2 separate regions of the Mus musculus genome follow, and region 2 is linked to region 1. Evidence: chromatin loops called from intact Hi-C (ENCODE). Cell type or tissue: gastrocnemius. All regions are shown on one strand. Each heading gives the region's core, and the rest is flanking DNA. Links, peaks and the distances in the headings are about the cores only. Region 1 holds the start of Tmem132b (transmembrane protein 132B). Region 2 has its middle 36 kb from the start of 1700048F04Rik.

Evidence for each region. Hi-C counts contacts between places; a loop is a spot of excess contacts. Peaks named below come from ENCODE experiments on the same cell type or tissue, not always from the same donor. Only the 100,000 strongest peaks of a DNase experiment are listed, where the experiment ranks them.
Region 2: it touches region 1 in a loop (4-fold over the local background); 9 of 42 quality-filtered maps call a loop at or near these places.

What each region holds. Positions count from the first base shown.
Region 1 is chr5:125,525,305-125,535,634 of GRCm38, forward strand. It overlaps Tmem132b (transmembrane protein 132B), which reads left to right and starts at 7,114. Exons shown (of 9, transcript NM_001190352.1): 1 at 7,114-7,386. The coding sequence starts at 7,326. In gastrocnemius, for the core only: a CTCF peak has its summit at 1,358 (motif pointing left); DNase peaks (open chromatin) are centred at 1,353, 4,014, 4,698, 6,629 and 4 more places; H3K4me3 peaks cover 1,151 bases.
Region 2 is chr5:125,959,509-125,969,838 of GRCm38, forward strand. No RefSeq gene overlaps it. Among named protein-coding and RNA genes, the nearest start is that of 1700048F04Rik, 36 kb to the left of the region's middle. In gastrocnemius, for the core only: a CTCF peak has its summit at 4,741 (motif pointing left); DNase peaks (open chromatin) are centred at 4,745 and 8,835.

The DNA.
Region 1 (10,330 bases), core at 901-8,900:
CTCTGCAACTGTGGTAGCAATCGAGGAAGTGAAGGGGCTGGAGCGATAACTCCATCCTTAAAAGCTCACAAGCAAAACTTCAAGGAAGCAGAGAAGGCTGCTTCCAGGTCTGGACCCGTGAATTAGCTCTGAGGCTGCCAGCTACCTCCATTAATGGGTGGGAAATTTGAATGTGGGCGTGTCCACTCTCTTCTTTTTCTGTGACTCGCTCAACCACTTCTACTCAGGATAAATCCTGGAGGTGGGCAAGGACAGGCTGGAGAGATGGCTCAGCAGTTAAGAGCACATACTGCTCTTACAGAGGTTCAGTTTGGTTCCTGGCACCTACATCGGATGGATTGATGCTACTTTTAACTCCAGCTCCAGGGGATCTGGCGCCCCCTTCTGGCCTCTGTTACTACTGCATTCATGTGCGTTTTGAGCATGCCCCAGGCATCCTCGAGGGTCATTTTATCATCACCGTGACCTTACTTCATGCCAATATTTCCTGCTCTTCAGCTGCTGAGAAGAATCTTCTCATGGACCTTGAAGATTCTGAGTCATGACACCAGCTGGACCCAAAGCCACAGCCTGTGCAAGCCCTGAGTCCCTCCTTACTTAGGGGTTTGTCATAATGAAAATGTCATTGCTGAGTCCTCTGGTTCAGGGGGAAACTTACAGCTTCCTGTTGGCTACACGCAGGGATGAGAAGAGCCGGTTGCTTATAGCCGGCTTTGCTCAGAAGATCACGTGGGACTACAGGTGTCCCCTCCACAGACAATCCCAAGGTCTCCCTACTCTGCTCTGGGCTAAGGGATCCCTCACCGCCACAGGGCTGTGAACTCCTCACACCCTAGAAGCTAATTAGCACGAATCTTGGTGTGACACTAAACGCTCTCTCATTTCCCCACAGGAAGGGCTCCTGAACAAAGAAGAGAGGATATGGAGAATTTATGAGAGTTAGGAATGATTTAAGAACCACATAGGCAGATGTGGTCAAGGGAAAGGGCAGGCAGATGGGAGAAACCTGTGGTGTCCTGAGGACCCAGGCCCCATGTGCAGAGAGCAGGATGCTGGGTTTCTCCGAAGCGTCTGGATTCATACACTGAGAGGGGCTGGCAATGCTCAAAGGTGGAGCACATACGAGTGCATTCCACATTATGTGTAGACTTCCAGCACATGGACACACACATACACACAGCCCCCAAATCCAACCCAAACAAACAGACAAATAAAATCCCAAAGCAAAATAAAACAAACAAACAAACAACAAACAAACAAACCAGTAGCAGCAACAGCCACAGCAGCAGTGGCTTTAAGAGTATTCTGACAGTCTGTGGCCTCAGCTCCAGGGGACTTTGCTGCCCTCTTCTGGCCTTTACCGGTACTGCACACATGTGATGTACATACAGGAAGTCACATACTCCTACATGTATATTAAGTAAATATATATAAAAGGTGATGACATTGGAGGTGGCAATGATCTCCCCAAACACGTACATTTCATTGTAAACGTCAATATTTACAGATTTGGGGTGGGTAAGGAGCTAATTCTGTTGGAATATTCCACTTATTGAGCGAATGGGACGCAGCGAAGCGTTAAAACTGAATCAAGGGACTGAAGGGGCCGGAGCCTTCACTCTGCTGTTAAAGGCTAAGGTTCGCAGGCAAAACTTCAAGGAAGCAGAGAAGGCTGGGTCTGGAGCTGTGAATTAGCTCTGAGGCCACTGGCCACTGCCACTAAAGGGTGGGAATTTGAATGTGTGTGTGTGTTTTGTTCGTTTGTTTTGTTTTTTTTCGAGACAGGGTTTCTCCGTGTAGCTCTGGATGTCCTGGAACTCACTTTGTAGACCAGGCTGGTCTTGAACTCAGAAATCTGCCTGTCTCTGCCTCCCAAGTGCTGGGATTAAAGGCGTGCGCCACCACTGCCCAGCTTGAATGTGTTTTATAAGGAGACCTGTATTAGACAACCTCTGACTCCTTCTTCCACAGTGTGGATTTAAGGGTGCATCTGACCATGTATAAGAAAAGCAGCTTAGACAGACTTTCCTTTGCCCTCTTTCTCTTTTTTTCTCTTTTTTGCCTCCATCTCCCCCCCGCCCCCCCGGCCTGGTCTCCCCCCCCCCGCTGTGCCCCCCATTTTTTGCAAGTGTAGAGGCTGAAGTAGAACATCAAGTGCTCTCTCTCCCTTTCCACCTTAAATCCTCAAGACAGGGTCTCTTACACTCCTTGTTTTGGGCCATGTATCCAGCTGTCTCGGCCCCACATTTCAAGGGTTCTGGGTGCTCATGGCCACACCTGGCTTTTCACACAAGTGCCGGGGTTCAAACTCTAATGCTTCAGGGTTGCACAACAAATGCTCTTACCAACTGAGCCATCTCTCCAGCTCCTTTCTTTCCTTCTTTCCCCTTCCTCCCTCTGCAACGCTGAGGATGGAACTTGTTCCACTTCTGAGCCACACTCCAGCCTCAAACCTTTGTCGTCCCCCCCCAGTGAAACACAGGGGGCCCTTTGGTTTTTCCTCAGGGAAACTGATGGAACTAAACAAGGACTATCCTAAGGGCAGGGCCAAGTGCATCTTTCAAACTGTCACACAGAGAAACATTGTTAGGCAGCATGAGAGATGCTTTCAATATAGAATGCTTGAAGCAATGCAGTCTCGTGACAATGCTGTCACATGACACTCTCACTGAGTTATTAGGGTTTTACTGCTGTGAACAGACACCATGACAAAGGCAACTCTTATAAGGACAACATTTAATTGGGGCTGGCTTACAGGTTCAGAGGTTCAGTCCATTATCACCAAGGCAGGAGCATGGCAGCATCCAGGCAGGCATGGTGCAGGCGGTGCTGAGAGTTCTACATCTTCATCTGAAGGCTGCAAACAGAATACTGACTTCCAGGCTGCTAGGATGAGGGTCTTAAAGCCCATACCCACAGTGACACACCTACTCCAACAAGGCCACACCTCCTAATGATGCCACTCCCTGGCCTGAGCATATACAAACCATCACAGGGGTGGGGAGAGAGTGTGGGGAGAGGGGTATGGAATGCACCCAAAGACACTCCAAGTGTCATCTAGGTTTTGTTTTCTCAGTACCTATGTCTTGAGTCTGTGTCAGGAACACGGGATTTGGAGAACTACTTACCCCTCAAAAAGCCAGCATAGGAGAAGAAACATTTTGTATGTATGTATGTGTGTGTTTTCTTCTACTTTTTGACATACATTATTCAAGTTGTTCTGTTGAGAGCTAAATATGCACGACTGACTGACTGTCCATTCAGGGCTCTCCCAAAACCGGCATCTATCATCCAGGCTGTTTCTGGCTGCAAGTCAAGAATGCCTGAAGGAGCAGCAGAGTTTAAGCACCACAGTGTATCCTCTCAGAGAATGGTCTGTGCAGGATCAGCCCGACGACACGGTGGCTAAAACTTTCTGGAAAAGCGTTTTGCTTTCTTCCACCGGTAGAAAAGCAAAGAACTGCTGGTGGGCACTGGCATAAGTGGTTACGGGAGCCCCTCCCATCACCCCCTCAGTCAGCAAGTGGCCAGAAGGACTACATAGTGAGACCATTTCGGTTTAAAAAAAGCGATTGTTGTGCATGACTATGAAGTGGGAATGGTGATGCTTTATATGTAACGCAGCACACGTGTGGCAGTCAACTCTCTCCTTCCGTTGTGGATTCCGGGGACTGAAGTCAGGTGTGTGGGGTGAGTGTCGTTTCCTGCTGAGATCTCTTGCTTTTCCTCCCATCTGGTCTCAAGTCACAGGCTTATGGGGGACTTCTGGCATCTTGTTAACCTGCTCTTCAACCCTGAGTTTCATTTCCTTCTTTCTTCTTTCTTCCTTCCATTCTCCCTTCCTTTCTCCCAGGATTTGCACTTGGGGTTCCTTGTGTCAAGCCTGGTGCCTGGTCTAGCCCAGCTATTGGGGATGGAGAGCCTCAGCCCCAAGCTTTCCTGATTCCCCGGGCGAGGAACCTGCACCACCTAGGGATGCACTACCCGCTTTGGCCACAAGATGGTAATGTTGCTCTTTGTCCAAAGCCCAGAGGCACCTGGGCAGGGTTTTAGAGGCCAGGCTTGGGAGGGTCCCAAGGGAACAGCCACCTGCTACTTCGGGGTGGTCAGAGCTCTACACCTCAAGGTCAGGTTAGATTTCCCTTACCACACTACAGAACCAGGGCGAGAGTCATTTCCAACCTCAGCTTCTTTGTGTATGTATAGAACCTTGGGAGTCCTGCTTGGTACTCCCCAGGCCAGGTGAAACATGGGGATTTGAAGTTGAGCAGGGATGAGAAGATACACTTGCTGAGGGAGCTACAGGGTCTCCTGGTTATACCCTCAGCTCCTCAGCTCTTCTGGGCCCTCCAGACCCCTCTGCTTAGAATTTCCATAAATACTATCAGAAACACCGGCTTGGTTAACACGCAGAAATCCTCGCCCAGTGAAGGTACAGGCCAAAGCAGGGACGCTCAGAAAGCGTTAGGGGTTTCTACAAAGTCGCACAGCAACTAACCTGCCTTCTCCCTGTCAGCCATTCCACAAAACAGACCCCTCCTTCCTCTGTGGTATTACATCATCACCAGCAAGGGTCAGCTGGGGAGCGCACTCCGGCCCAGCTCTAGAGGTTCTCTGAGATGTGATGAGGTACCTCTGAACTGAACGGGAGTGTGTGTGAGGTGGGGGTAAGGTAACCGATGCCTTCCATCACCCCCGGGGATTTATGGATCTTGGCTTGTGGCCTGCCTTCCATGTACTATGCCCCTACCAAGGAAGCCATAGAATCCCTCTGGTCACAGATCCTAGCTCTTGATGACCTGGTCCAATACACCCTGGCCTCCCTCTGGCTATGGCTGCAGCCTGCGCTATCTCCATCACGGGGCTGCTGTTCAATCCCAGTTCCTCAAGAGTGGCGGTTCCTGCTGTGTTTACTTCTTGAGTCCTCACCATCCAGCCCAGGCCTCGAGCACAGTAGGTGCACAGCTCAGTGATATTCGCTAGTAAATGAAGGAGAGGTGGAAAAGGTGACTGGAGTGGCACCCAGAAGTACCTGAGGTTGGGTAGCATCCCCTACAGCCATAGTCACCAGGGAGAGGGGACACACAGAACCTCTGAACTCAAGAAGAAACCCAGAACCCAAGCGGGGTGGTGGTGGCGCACGCCTTTAATCCCAGCACTCAGGAGGCAGAGGCAGCTATACAGAGAAACCCTGTCTCGAAAAACCAAAAAAAAAAAAAAAAAAAAAAAAAAAAAGAAAGAAAGAAAGAAAGAAAGAAAGAAACCCAGAACCCACTGTCCACCTATTGATGCCTTTGCCAGGAGCATGGCAAAGACAGGATTCCTTATGAAGGAGGGCTGCAGGCAGAGCAGAATTTGTTCTTGGTAACTAACCTGCTCCTGCTCCTTATTCTTTTCTTCTTTTTTAAAAAATTGTGGAAGAGCCTGGAGCTGCCTGGACTAATGAGTCCCTACTAATGAAGTAGGTCCACCAGCCCCCTCACCAGCTGGGAAGGCCGGAGTGTGCTGATACTCGCCCATGGAGGCAAATCAGACACGGTGATAACGGCTGCAGCGAGCATGAGGGTGTTACCCTTGGCGGATCGGGTCAGGGGTTTCCTGTGTGCATTCCTGGGAATACCAGCTAGAGGCTGCCCTGACTTTATGTCTCAGGTTGGGAAATTGAGGCTCTTTGGAGGATTATGAGTTTTGCCTGCCCTGGGTTCTCAACTAAGGATGCTGGGCCACAGTCTGCATCATCCCTGTTGACTGATTTGAGGTCTGACCCATCTTTCTTTTTTTCTTTCTTTCTTTCTTTCTTTCTTTCTTTCTTTCTTTCTTTCTTTCTTTCTTTCTTTCTTTCTTTCTTTCTCTCTCTCTCTTTCTTTTTCTTTTTCTTTTTCTTTTTCTTTTTTTTTTTTTTTTTTTTTTTTTGGTTTTTCGAGACAAGGTTTCTCTGTATAGCCCTGGCTGTCCTGGAACTCACTTTGTAGAGCAGGCTGGCCACGAACTCAGAAATCCGCCTGCCTCTGCCTCCCGAGGGCTCGGATTAAAGGCGTGCGCCACCACTCCCGGCTTCTGACCCATTTTTCTACGCCAAGCCAGGACACCAGAAACTGGTGGCAGGTTGAGCAGAACCCAGACTCTAATTCAGGTGTTTAGACACCACAGCCTCTGTCTGGCTTTGCAGCCTGGTGAAGGGAACTTCCAGGGCCTCTCAGAGAAGCACCTCGGAGCTTCCCTGTTTCAACCTGTCGCCTGGACTAGGCTGTGCATTCAAAGGGACTGTAGTTTCTTGGTCCCTGTAAGCTGGGACTCTCTTCCCACGCCGGGCTGAAGCCTGGCCCACTTCGTGGACATATCGGACGACCTGCCTTGGTGGCGGAGCCGTGCCTCCTCTCCCCACTCCTTAGCACAGAAAGAGCGCTCTGATCTGCCTGAGGCTGGTAGATACTCTTGCGGGCTCTCAGGCCACACCACATCTATCACGTGCCCTAGTCTGCGCGCAGCAATCTATCCCTCACAGATGCCTCCTCTGCGGGCCTCTCCGGTAGCTTGCTTGCCTTCTCAACCCCGGGGACGCCCAGCGTTGCGCTCCCTCCCAACACTCCCTGGGAACCCGCTCCGCACTCTAAACGCTCTCTCTGTCCCTGCCCGACTACCTATTCGGGTCTCCACAGGCCTTGGCGGCCCTGTGCTCTCCCCTGGGAGTGAGTGACACATCCTGACGCTTAACCGCTGGGTGGCCGCCTGGTGTCTTGGCCCGGAGGAGGGGAGGGGACTGGGGGGGGGGGAGGACACCTCCCTGCCTCCTCTTTTTCTATTCTTTAACATCTCTGGGTATGTTCCTCCTCTCTCTTCCTCTCTTCCCTATTCCTCTTCTTCTCCCCTTCCTTTCCTCCTTTCATCTCCTTCCTTCCCTAACTCCATCCTCCTCCCTCTTCTTCTAGCCCCATTCCTCCTCCTCCTCTCCCTCCTCCTTCCTCCTCCCTTCCCCTTCTCCCTCCTCCTCCTCCTTTCCTGTCCTCCTCCCTCCTCCTCCCTCCTGGCTGCTCCCCTCCTCCTCCCTCCTCCCTCCCCTCCTCCCTGCTCGGCTCGCTCACTCTCGCGCTGGCTGGAGGGGCGGCCGGCAGCTGGCGCTGGCCGAGGCGGCGGCGGGATGGGACGCGCGCTGGGGCGCAGGAGCCGCGGCGCCGGCGGGGGCCGCGCAACTCCGGCCAAGTGCAGGGCGGGCGCGCGCTGAGCCCGGGCGCCGTCTGCAGCCGGCGGCCGAGCGCGGAGCTGAGAGGTGCGGGAGGCGGCGGCGCAGGAGCGAGCGGAGCCCGGCGCCGGCTCCCGGGAGGACCATGCGGGCCCCGGCCGCGTCGCTCGGGCTGCTGCTGGCGCTGAGCGCGCTCCGCTGCGCAGGTAACGCGGCCGCGTCCCCTCCCCGACCCCGCGCGCAAAGTTGCTGCCTGGGTCCCAAGTCCCGGGCGGCCGCCGCCTCCTGCTCTTGGCGGGTCTGGGGAGCCCCGGGCGGCCCAAACCCCGCGCGCGTCCCCTTTGCCTCCTCTCCAGTCCCAGCTGCCCTTTGGATCCTTTTGGGGCTCCGGGAGCCACAGGCAGGGCTCCCTGAAATACCCCTCCTTACGCTGCCTGGCACCCGGGCCCCGGGGTCTGCTGGAGATGTAGTGGCCCAGCGTCCGTGGATTGCTGTCCTGTTGTCTGGACACCTGCGGGGCCTGGAGGTCGTCTGGGCTGGCCATGTCTGGCTTGGCTGCAGTCCTTCCCGCGCCTGGTTGCCCCTCTGTTTCCAGCCTCCCAAAGCTACCCGCTCCCCCAAGTGGCTCCCGCTGTCTCCCAAAGTAGCTTCCGCAGGCAGCCAGGTGACCCTGCCGCTCACCCTCTGGAAGCGCGGGTCGTCCCAGCACCCTGACCCATACGTGGTCTAGCAGGACCCGGGAGCGTGGTCCGCTCAGGCACCTAGTGATGTCTAACGTGAAGGTGTTCAGAGCCCTCGCCCCGGGATCCGGGAGTCTGGCTCCAGACTGGCACCTGCGCAGCTGTCGCCTAAACCCCGCGAATGGGGGAAGTCAGAATAGCCAGTTATATGCTGTTTGCAGCCTGGGATGGAGTTGGCTAGGTTCAGCCACCTCGGTGTTGCTACGTGTTGGTTGTAGAGGAAGCTTATCCTAAAATGACAGTACCCCCCTCCCCCACCCCAGGCAAGTAGAGACAATCCCAAAGGCTGGGAAGAAGCGACAGTCACGAGCCCTGTTCATGTGCGTATGAGGGCTGTGTTCTCCAGACCTTTAAAGCCCACGTTTTGGGAGCAGGTAGCTTTAGACTGAGAGCTTCGCTTCCCATTCCTTAAAACAAAAACCGACCGTACAGATACCCAGAACGCGGAAGGAAAAATGCACCCTCAACTTTGCGGCTCCGACTGCCTGGGTGAGGTCGCACTTAGGAGTAAACCTGGATGCCAACTTGTTTGGAAGGATGACTGTGCATAGGCAAAAGTAAATATTGCCTTCCTTCTAGATGACCTCAAGTGACCCCAAATATTTACTAAGACTTTCCCCTTGGAGAGATGGTGGCCAGCCTTGGGCTTTGTTTGCACCACTGGAGGATGGCTCTGGTCCTCAAGTGGAGGGCTCTTCCTTGGCGCCGTTAATGAGCAACCTCGAGCTGCTTGCTCTTGGAACTCCCCTGTGGGTTGGAGAGGGGCACTGACGGGGGTCCAGGCCATTTCCTCAGAGCGGAAGCTCTGAGACGCGGTTGCCAAAGTGCACAGTCCCTCGGACTTGCAAATTACAGTGTTGTGGCTATTTTCTCTCTCCACGGGGGTCAGCGTTCGCCTGGCTGTGTTCAAAAAGCCATCCTGGGCAACCTTGAAGGAGGAAGCTGCCTGTTTCTTGCCTTGTGCCAGAACGAGTCCCCTCACCCTGTCCAGCCCCACCCAGCTACAGAAGAGCCTGTGCGTGGATGGCTCTGGGAGGCTTGTGGTAGAAGAGAGGATGTGCCACCCCTGGGAACTCATTCCCGGCCCTCCTAGGAGGTGTCAGTGCAGCTCTCGGCTGCATAGCTTGCCATACTTTGGGTCCTCGGTTGCCCATGCCTTCCATCGGTTCCCACCAGGGACATAAAGAGAAACACAGTTTGCTAAGCCTATATTTAGCTCCAAAACAAGGGTGATGTTTCTGAAAGAGCTGCCTACACTTGGTTGGTTGGTTGGTTGGGAGTTAACCAGCTTCATCTAGAACTGGCTGCATTTTCTAGATCGTTTCTGGACCAACCTTAGATTGAGTGGCTGAGACCCTGGAAGTGGGGCTTGAAGAGTTCAGCTGTACGGAGGCGCTCCTATAGCACACGTTCTGTTGCCTGTGCCCTCTTCCTGCGTGGGCAGCTACCCCGGGAAGGAGAGCGGTGGGCGGACTTCTTGGAGCTTCGTGAGGGCTGAAGCATACGGAATTGCACTTGGTTGGAGTCAGCACCAATCCTCCGGCTTAGCGACTAGGGGGCCCCATCATTCAAACCGTGTTTGTTCATGCTGTGGCTTTGGAAGTTAGTGATGCAGAGACAGACCACTGTCCCCTGGGGGAAATTGACAAGCCTTGCTTTGTTGACCCTTGATGCTTTTGTTTGGAGAGGGTGTCTGTGGAATGGGGTAGATAGGGTTCTCCACCTTCCTCCACCCGAGCCCCTCCCTCGCCCCCAGCCTTGCTAGTGACAAGTTTGCAAATCGTAGGGACGGCGCTGTTGCCTTGCAAGTCACAGGGCTTAGTCCTGCTTGGCCCCGTGTAGTAGTCTATTTGTTCCTCATTACACCACGCCTTGGGAAGGGGTGGCCCCATGGTGTGGGGAAAAAATGCAAATTCCGTCGCAGCCTCCAGTGATTTAATGGCACTGGGGACCTTCCCAGAGTAAATCATCTGGCACCCCTCCTACAGCCAATGGCCAGAACCGGGAGATGTGGGGGGTTTCCTCAGGAGCTCCGCTTTAGTGACTGGAGCCAACAAAGAGCGGGGGCGGTTGCCATGATCCGGAGGACAAAAAGGAGTCCCCTTCTTTACTGGCTTGGAGTCTGGGAGGGTGGTTTCAGGCAGTAAACTTCTCAAGGGTTTCCTTCCCAGAGAACCCCTGGTTCTGGGTAGCCTGTATTCTTCTGCATCTCAGTTTGAAAGTGGGGGATGGAAAGAGTTCGTTTCCCCACAGACCTAGGAGGAGGAAGAGAGGGAAGGGGAGGGGAAGGGGGAGGAGGAGGAAGAGGAGGAGGAGGAGGAGGAGGAGAAGGAGGAGGGGCTTAGGTACCACCCGCAGCTCTTTGGAGAAAGTGGTCCAGAGCAGATGGGCGCCTCTGAGCGCAGTCCTG
Region 2 (10,330 bases), core at 1,525-9,524, 430 kb after region 1:
TGGTTGACAGGACAAGGAGAGAAAGAGTGGGAGCTAGCCTTCAAACTGTGTGTCACCTGGTCTTCCAGCAGATATGGTTTCAGGGCTCCTTGTATCTGGTTGTCATGTGGCACAGTTCTTAGGGAGACATGCACAGATGTAACATCAGACAGGAAAATGGCCACAGCGTAAAGTAATGGAATCACCAAAGTCCATCTTGGTGAATGAATGACTTCACCGGGGCTTCTTACAGGTGTGTGAGTGCAGGGCTTGCTTATAGGAACACAGAGACCACAAAGATAGCTACATCACCAAAACCCTCCCACAGACTCAAAATCTGGAACTCTGGGCCTCTCCTTCCTGTTTGAAAGTACTTGACAGGAAAGAGTCTCTTTCAGGAGGCTCAACTGGTCTGAGATTCTCATTTAAGCAGTGTTGCTGGTTGGAATCTCCTCAGTAGCTGATATAAACCTGAGGATTGAAGGTCTTGTACATCTGGTTACTTTTGGAGATTTCCTGAGACTTGGGACTTGTTCACTTCTTGAATTTTAAGGAGCTTTCCTCCAGAATAAAATATGATGAAACTTGGAGAATATTTCCCCCCAACATTGGCTGTCTTAAAGAGCTGGGGAGGGGAGAGCTGACCAAAAAGTCAAATCTGCCTTCATAAACCTTGTATTTTATAAAGTTTAGTAAGAAAACAACTATTATCTAGACATAGCTAAAATGATAGACAGTGACTTAGCCTTAATGGAAAAAAAGCTAGAGAGAGAGAGAGAGAGAGAGAGAGAGAGAGAGAGAGAGAGAGAAACACGAGAGTTGGTGATGGAGCAATATTGCAGAATGGGCAAACCTAACCAGGTGGTGGGCTCATAAGTGGTCCATTCTGCAACTACTGGTTTCTCAGTTTAAATTTGACTGTTGCGGTTAGAGAATGGCATGCTTGCCCCATGATCCTGGGGTAAGGGAAATGGGCCCAGGTGAGAAGTTTCTTTCATTTTCTACAACAAATGCTTCAATGTTGTTTCAATCTTTAAATGTATATATATGAATGTATTTGTGTGCGTGCACATGCATGTTTGGTGGGTGTGTGGGGGTGTGTGTGTGCGTGCACACACATGTGCATGAGTGCAGTTGCCAATGGATACCAGAAATAAATGACAGATGCCCCTGGAGCTTGACTTATAGATGATTGGTTGTAAGATGAATGACTTAGGAGCTGGGGACTGAGCTCAGGTCTTCTGCAAGAGCATCAAGAGAGCTTAACCCCAGAACCCCCCAGCTCCCAAATTAAGCATTTTTACACATTGGGAGATTTTGTTAGATGTCATATATAGTAGAATTTCCTCTGACATGCATGTTTTGGGGGTTCAGTTGCTGGTGAGGACCAGTGTGGTCAGAGCCACAGAAACAAGCTTGGGTCAAGATGAACTTAATCAAGAGATGTAGGTTTTTTACTTTACTTTTCAGAATCTAATATGGGACTTATACCTGAAACTTCCTTGAGATCTCATGGGTGTGTGTGTCATGAGACTAACTTGTTCCTAGGATCAGCATCTCAGTCACTGGTGAGTATATACATATGACCTGAATCCGTGCACTGACCTATCAGAATATCAATGTAGAACTAGTCAAAATACCCTAATATACTCATTAGAGGTAAAATTAGAATCAAGACCAAAACTAAATATGAAATAATTATTGAAATTAGGGAAATTATATCCAATAAAGTATTATTACACAAAATTATTTTAATTGGCCAATTTTCTTCTTCAATAGACAGTTCTTGAGCATAAAGGTGTGTATCTTGTCCTTGATGAAGGAGATCAAGGTGGGGACATTGTACATACTATGTTCAACTGTTCATGGGGGCGCAGTGAGGGATGGTTAACAAGTGAAGTGGTTGCTGGTGTTTCTTATGGTAGCTTGGCAGAACCAGCAGACAAGTTGTGCCCGAGGCTGAGAAAGGAGTTTGTTTTCATGAGGGACCAGAGAAGACCCTACCAAGAAGACCTTTTTTGTTGAAAATTAAAAGATGAAAAGTTCTGTCCATGAATAAGCAGGATAAAGATGCTTCCATTGGAGAAAACAAAAACAAAAACGAAACAAAAAACATGAGTTCAGAGCCAAGAAGCTAGGAATTTCTAAGCAACCAAGCCCAGGGTATGGTGGGAAGAGAAACGTGTTAATAGTTAGGGTTCTGGAAAAACACCCTACATTTATTCTTAGATAAATTTAATTAATTGAATCTTTATAGTAACCTTATGAAGTAGGTATTTTATCCTGCCCATGGATATATGGGTAAACAGAAACATAGAGAGAAGAAACAATTTCACCCTTAGGAACACTCTTGATAGAATTAGAAATGCTCTTTTACACCAAACTTGCATATAAATGATCCTAGAGGTAGAACTACTAACAGCTCAAAGTGGAAAAGATCCAAGTGGCCATCCATAAACAAATGGGTGAACCCAATGTGGTGTATCCATATGACGGGACAGTATACAACCCCTAAGGATATCATGGTAAGTGAAGGAAGCCAGGCACAACACATTAAATACCATATGATCCCTCTTAAATCCTCAAAATCATGAATCCATAAAGGAAATTGATTGGTGGTTGCAGGGATTTGGAGTTTATTTTAGTCAGGGTTTCTATTATCGTGAGGAAACACCATGGCCAAAAAGCAAGCTGGGGAGGAAAGGGTTTATTCGGCTTACATTTCCAGATTATAGTCCATCATTGGAGGAAGTCAAGACAGGCACTCAAGGAGGAGTGGAACCTGGAGGCAGGAGTTGATGCAGAGACCATGGAGGGGTGCTCAGCCTGCTTTCTTATAAAACTTAGGACCACCAGCCCCAGGGATGGCTCCATTCATGAGCCCTCCTCCATTGATCACTAATTGAAAAAAAAAAATGCCTTACAGCTGAATCTCATGGGGGCATCTTATCAGCTGAGGCTCCTTTCTCTCTGATAATTCTAACTTGTGTCAAGCTGGAACACAAAACTAGCCAGTACAGGGGCCATGGGAAGTAGAGTTGATGACTGCTAGATACAGCTTCCTTCAGAAGCTATAAAGACAATAAGCAATCGGTGATGTTGTTAGTGGAGGTTTGAAGGTAAAAATCTGGGTTCTGAAAGTCCCAATAAGCTGAGTTTGGCCATCCAACCTCCAATATGCCAATTAGAGATAAATAATGCCGAAAAGCAGAAAAGGAGATTTATTCAAATGACCATGTTGAGAAGAGGAACAAATAAGAAGGGTACCCCAGTCTGTCTTCCAGGATTCTGACATGATGTTTAGGTTCAAATAGAAAGCACCAGGCATGAATAAACTGTCCTAGTCAGGTGTGGTCCAGCCCATTACAGACACAGCATAGTCTGTCCAGTAAGGATGGCTGACAAAAATGTCAGAACCGCACAGAATCTCTTCCTGGGAGACAAGGTTCCCCTCTGGTCAGCACCAGAATTCAGTTTTTCCAGCATGGAATTCCTGGAGAATTTTTAAATTGGGAGAGGTGTCATTATTTCAAAGGTCTAATAGCCTAAGGCGCCGAGGAATAGCTGCAACTCTTTAGAGTATGTCCTCTCCTTCCCAGGTCTATCACACTCTTGGGTGTGAAACGCTGCGTGTAGACTCCAACCGATCAAATTAAACACTGGGAGAGGGATTCCCGTAAATTAAATTAGATAAAGTTGAGCTCTAACGAAAAAGAAACACGCCCAACATCACAGGTGCCCAAGTGGCGATTGATGAGATTATAGCAGACATCTGGCTTCTGTTTCTATTTTTTTGTACATTGCAATCCTGTTTACCTGGCACGACTACTGGAGGGAGGGGCTCAGTGTTTACCCCTGTTGTAACCCCCGAATCACTGATACTAGAGAGACTTCAGTGTTGTGCAGACAATTTGCCTCTTCCCCCACCCCTCACGGCAAGCATGATATGCAGACAGCTGGTTTCTGTACTGCCTGTTACTGTACTTCCTGCAGCAGCCCCTCCCCCTCCCCTAACATTAGAATGGCATCCAACACTCCCCCTGATAACTCTCCAGGTGCCAGTCCTTGAGACCTTAGAGAAATAACAAGCTCGAGGGAGACCATGGAAAAAGTAAAAGGTAAACAGAGGTTGGGTCACAGACAGTTACAACGGGCCATAAAATTAGTCCTTGAACAGATGTCCATTAGCCCCCTCTACTCCCCTTTATGTGAATATTCACACTATTCCTATGTATATAACCCCAATGTTTTCTGGACTCAGGGTCGCTTGCCAGCATTCATGTAGTGAGTGCTAGGTGGGCGAACTGAATTCGAACTTGAAAGTAAAAGACTCATTTGCAGCCGAGTTTGCAATTCTTGGTCTCTTCTGGGATTCCCGTGAACTCAGGGCACAACACCCCTTGGGGAGAATCAATCTTTTGCTCTCAAAATCAAAGCAGTGGTGCTGTACTGATGTTTAATTTAAACAATGGAGCTAGTTTGGAGAGTCACAGAGGATAATGTTTTTGTCATTCTTGTCAGCTGTCAGTATTCCTAAATGGATTTTTAGGTTTTATATGAACAAATTGTGATAAATGAGTCATAAGAACGGGACAAAATGTTGACACTTCAAAAACACATATGTTAAGCAGCAGAGATGAGGGCTCAGAGCTTAAGAATGCTTGCTGCTCTTCCATGTTACCCGAGTTTGGTTCCCAGCACTGACGTCAGATGGCTCATGCCTGCCTGTAACTTCAGCTCCACTAGGTCTGCTGCCCTCTTCTGGTCTCTGTGGGAACTGCACACGTGAATTATGCAGCTAAAATACACATCCACAAATGAAAATAAATCTTAGAAATATAATTTCACGAATGTGCGCTTATCATCTGCCTACGTATATTGCATGCTTTGTGTCTGGTGGTCTTGGAGGAACACTGAATGCATTTAATGAGGAACACAGGCGATGGAAGAAACACCAATTTGTAAGCTGATTCCGTCTTGAGCCTGCTTGTCCCTGGTTTGAACTCTAGTTAATAGAAACAAACAATCCCAGAAAGAAGCTGCCCTGGGTCCGAGCCAATCAGGGAATAGAGGGAAAGTGCCTAAAATTTCAGAGGTTATAAATAAATTGATCAAGCTGGCTGAAGTCATCATTGACCAATCCCTGTGTGCCAAGATACCCCTTGCCAAGTAAGGCAACTGCTAGGCTAGAGTCTCCCCCTCCCCACACCCCCCCTGCCTAATTGAGACTGGGGCTCTCAGCACGAATCCATCCGCTGTGTCGTTGGAGGGGTCTGAGTGTCCGAGCTAAAGCTTGAATAAAAGCTCTTTGCTTTTACATATGGATTCAGATTCCTGGTGGTCTTTGGGGACCCAGACATCTGGGCACAACATTTGAGACAGGATATTCTAGCACATTTGGTAAAGACAAGGGCACCGTGGGTTACACCTGCGGTACATACGGAGCTCAAGGAATCTAAACTTGCTCTCTTTTTAAATATTTGGCAAAGTAACCATCCATAATGTCCTCCAGTGGGAAAATTGGTATATTAGTGTTGGGTACACACACCCAGTAATAACTTAATGGCCTCAGATGACTACCTAGTATCCGTCATGGGTCTGTGATTGACTGGGCTCTTTCTCATGCAGCTGCACCAGGCTGGTGGGTAATGATGCTACACACACATCTGAGAGCTTACTGGTTAGCATTCTCTGTGGCTCATTCCTGTGGCAGATGGTGCCGACCTGGGTACCTACTCTGGTTTTGTTCCTCGTTTCTATGTTTTTAGAGGCTTGTCTGGGCACTGGGGAGATCGCTTCATCACGACAGTGTTTGTAGGGCAAGGGCAGGTAGCTGAGTTCCCTCAAACTCATGAAAAAGCTGATCACAGTGGCACGTGTTTGTAATTCTAGAGCTTGGAAGGCAGAGACAGGATTCCCTTGAGCTTGCTGGCCAATCAGTTTAGCCTAATTGAAAAGTTCCAGACCTTGTCTCAGCAAAATGAATGGTCTTAATGATAACTGACACACGAGGTTGTCCTTTGACCTCCACATGTGTGTGCATACATGTACACATGTAACACTACACGTACATGCCCACAAGCCTGTTCCCTTTGGGAAAAGCAACTTGAAATGTTAATGGGTTAAGTGGGGGAGGGGGAGGGGCCCCGCCCCGCCCACATGTTAAATGTGTTTGTCAGTCAAGTAAGTGTTTGAGAGAATCTTAAGGTTTGCTGTTTCCCTCCTTAATTACAACGCTAAACAAGATAATTTACACAAAGCACACCTCACCTCACACCTCACCTCGGTTCACACTCGGAAGCTGTTTTAACAAATTGTTGTTGAGCAGGAGGCATTGGTGCATGACCTGAGAATGCTCGTTATCTGTGGGGAGGAGGAGGTCAGGAGCTTTCCCCTGTTTCTATGTTTTTATTACAGAAAGTTCAAGGAGGGAGCTTCCTTAAAGGGGAAGCTACTGTGGGCTGGGGTTTTATTGACGATGAAGTAGTTCTACCATCATCTAAAATCCATCTCTTCAGGACAGAATAAAAGACAGGGCAGATTTATCATGCGTGCATCCTTGACCTTGAGCTAATTCTCCTGAAATCCCCATGTACTTTCCTTCCTTGAGACATTTAAATGTGCCTCCTTTATATCAATAATAAGTGCATTGATAGAAGCAGTCAGGGTACACGGGGGGGCCCAGCTGAAAGGCAGAAGCTCTGGCCTTCTGAAATGGCTATCACTCTATAAAAACACAGCATAATGTGTTGAATGTCAAGTAGATTAATATGTCAGCCCGGGGAACATTGCCATGTAACACTGTCGCATTTAGATAATTGAATACTCTCATAGTTCTGCATCTTGATCGAAGTTAAAATACCAGGCTTGACATCATCCCTTGCCACAGGATGTTATTTTATCAGAGGCTTTAAAGTCTTTACAATACCTGGAAGGTCGCGTCTGGCCTGTGTACACAGAACACTTGAAGCAGACCCAGCAGAACATAGGCACATTACCAAGCGAAGATGAATAGTTATTTAATGGGGCTTGAAATTACTTCTGTCTGTATGACTCGGATAGAGCAAAGGTTTGGTCTGCCTGGCTCATCGGGGCGACATCAAAAAGACCTGGTTTTGCCAATGTCTCACGGGTTGGTGCATGAAGGTCTGTAGGTAAGAGATGTTCACTCTGTATATCATGCCTTTTAACCCTTCCTTTGTAGAAGTAATTACATAAATTTTTAAAAGTATCTTTTTATTTCTTGTAAATCCTCAGCCTTAAGTATAATATTAGCTAGAAAGATGAATGAAGAAAGAAGTCACCATTTAACCAATAGGTGTTTGTATTGGTATTCAGATGCAATACCAATCTGAAGAAAGGAAGTTATATTTTTACATGTAATATACTGGCTTTCTACCAGAATAACAGTACTAGCTTTTCCCCGAGGGCCTATGGTCTAGCCAGTGATGTAGTTTTGGCCCAGTTAACAAGACAAGACATGAGTTCTGTCTTGTCTTTAAATCCAACCCGAAAGTGGTTGGTTATTCCCATAAGGTTCATACCACTAGTACCCCTATGGGCGCATCTTGCCAGCTGATTGTTATTGCAGCTTGCAGGGTTCACAGCTGGGTGAGATTCTTGGGTCCTTTTCTCACCTGGTTTATATTTGTCTCCAAGGCTGATATTAGATCAGACCCTGTGTTATCCCGTGTGCTTCCAGACTCTGACCCATATCTGCATTTTATTGAACAAATGAATTTGGCTACTAAAGACTGTAAGTAGTTGGCATTCTTAGGTAGAGGGTAATTTAGTCTAAGCCACGGAGGACCCATTTATTCAACTAGGCTAGGTTGCTTCCAGCCACTTCTGAACTATTTTGAGTTTCTGTTTGACTCCTCCTTAGGAAACAGGATTAATCATTATGTGGCTCCCTGGTGTTGTGGTTCAGCTTTGCTTGGCTTTCAGAGGCCATGTGCATGGGGAGGCATGGCTGTGGAGTTTGTGGCTGGTGTCAAAGTTGGCAGGGGGAAAGATCACTGGCTTGTTTTGGTTTTTGTGAACTAAGGCATTTTAAGCAGCTTTTAAGGAAAGCTTTTAACTTTGGCTCCTGGGATATATGAGTGCAGTGTGACTTGCCATTTGCAAGGAAACAATGTTGAACTAACTATAAGATGTCATTGGTGTCATTTGTCTCCCCGCCCTCTGAAATGTCAGCTCTCAGCTCCATTAGACAGTGGCTCATCTTCCCAAAATGAGATCCAAGGATGGATGTGCAAATAGACACAAAAGCATAAGAGCAGGGGTGGGGGAGGTGTATGTAGAGCTGTGTATGTGTGTGTTTGTGTGTATGTGTGTGTTTGTGTGTCTGTGTATGTGTGTGTGTGATTGTTTTTCTGTGTGTCTGTGTATCTATGGTGTGTCTATATGTGTGTCTGTCTGTCTCTGTCTCTGTCTCTGTCTCTGTCTCTCTCTCTCTCTCTCTGTCTCTCTCTCGGTAAGGTGGTAAAGACTAACCCACTAATGACCAGCTCCTCTTTGCCGCTCTCTTCCTCTACCTCTCTTCCTGCCCCTCAGTGTCTCTCTTTCCCTCTCATCTCCTTCTATCTTCATCTCTCTCACATCTTCTCTTCCTCTTTCCTCTCTTTATCTTTCTCCTCCTCTCTCCTCGCCATGTCTGTATCCCTCTCTCCCTCTCTCTCTCTCTCTGTCTCTCTCCTCTCTCCTTGCTGTGTCTCTTCCTCTCTGCCTCTTTCGCTCTCTGTGTCTCCCTCTATCTTTCTTTTCTCTCCTCCATCTCTCCCCGTCTTTTCACTGCTGACTCCCTGAGCAAATGCACTCTGTTTGATGGCCCTGCTGTCACCAGCCTGCTCCTGCAAACCCATCTGCCATCTCCCTGTGAGTCCTTTGCCAGCAGAGATAGAATGACATTTTATTACCCCCCAGTAACATTTGCTGATACCAGAGTGATGGCCTTTTGTTTTTAACAAGTTGAGTGGGAATGTTGCTCTACCCTTTCTCTGTCTTGTCTTCCCACAGCCGTGATTTCAGACTGAGGTCCGCCTCCAAGGGTCTGATCTGTGTCAGCTAAAACCAGAGCTGGTGGTGACCAACTACATCGATGAACTCGCTCCCTCCTTCTCTCCCTTTCTCCATCCTTCGGAGATCTAATGGCACAGTTCCAGCTGTGAGACGTGGCACCCTTGAGCTTCCTTGTTACAAGCTTGGAGAGATAGCATCAGGGTGCCAAGCAGGTGACTCCTCAAGAAATATTGGCTGATCATGTCTGTTTAAGGCATAGGAAAAGTGAAGCATGATTTCCTTTTAATTCCAGTTGCTCTAGAACCCTCTTATGATCTGTGTTGTGGCTACCCTACCTCAGTGTAGTGACCTGCTTTCTTGTTTGTTTATGCTTTGTTGTCGTCGTTGCTCTTAAGGATAGGGTCTCCAGTAGTCCAGGCTGGCCTTGAACTTCCGATCCTCCTGCCTCCACCTCTTGAGAGGTGGGATGATTGGTGTGCACCTCCGTGCTGCATCTGTTTACATAATTCTGATAAATATATATCTCACGGCAAGTTTATCTCATCACTGGACATGGAAGCATGGTACTGATTTCTACATTTATACGGATGGCATGAAGAGAAAATGATGTTCAATAGCAGTAGAAAAATAATAATTCAGTGTTCTTCAGTGTCCCTTTCTTTATGGGGAATGGCCTTTTGATGATGGTTCCATCCTCCATCCACAGGGGAGGAGCCTGATGGTTGAAGGAGAGTGTGGGAACATTTGGGAGGACTGGCTTCCTGGACTGAGCTGGAGTATCCTCACTTGGGCCAGGTGGCAGAGGAGACAACCCTGTCTCTTCTCTGCCCTTGTTTAATTCTTGGTAGCTCTGGAGACTCTTGAGAGTTGAAAGTCTGGCAAGTGCTCGCATGCAGCTCTTGGAAGATAGAGTCCTGGTCACCTCGATGCAGTCACCAATTGGAGGAGTTATTATGGCTGAGGGAGCAAGCCCTGTGCTGATCTCCAGGCCCTCCGACTGACCCTATCTGCAAGAAGGCCTTGAGGACCTGGTATTCACTGTCTCCCATTATTAGACTTCGAGATGTTCTCAGAGAACCAAGGCAGCTGGCCGCCAGTTTGCAGACCCTAGAGCTGCAGTTTCTGGTGGTAGTAGCTCCCAGTAAGACCTTTAGAATAGGCTGTTTGTTTGCAGGGGTGGCAAGACACATCTATAACTGTTTTTCTTCTTAGGCAGAATCTGGAAAAGGGGGGTTTGTTCTCTTGGTATCCTCCATTGGCAAGAGCCATTAGCAGACAGTGTGCCACTCCCCTGGGATTCTGTGAGGAGGTGCCTGGGCAGGGTACAGAG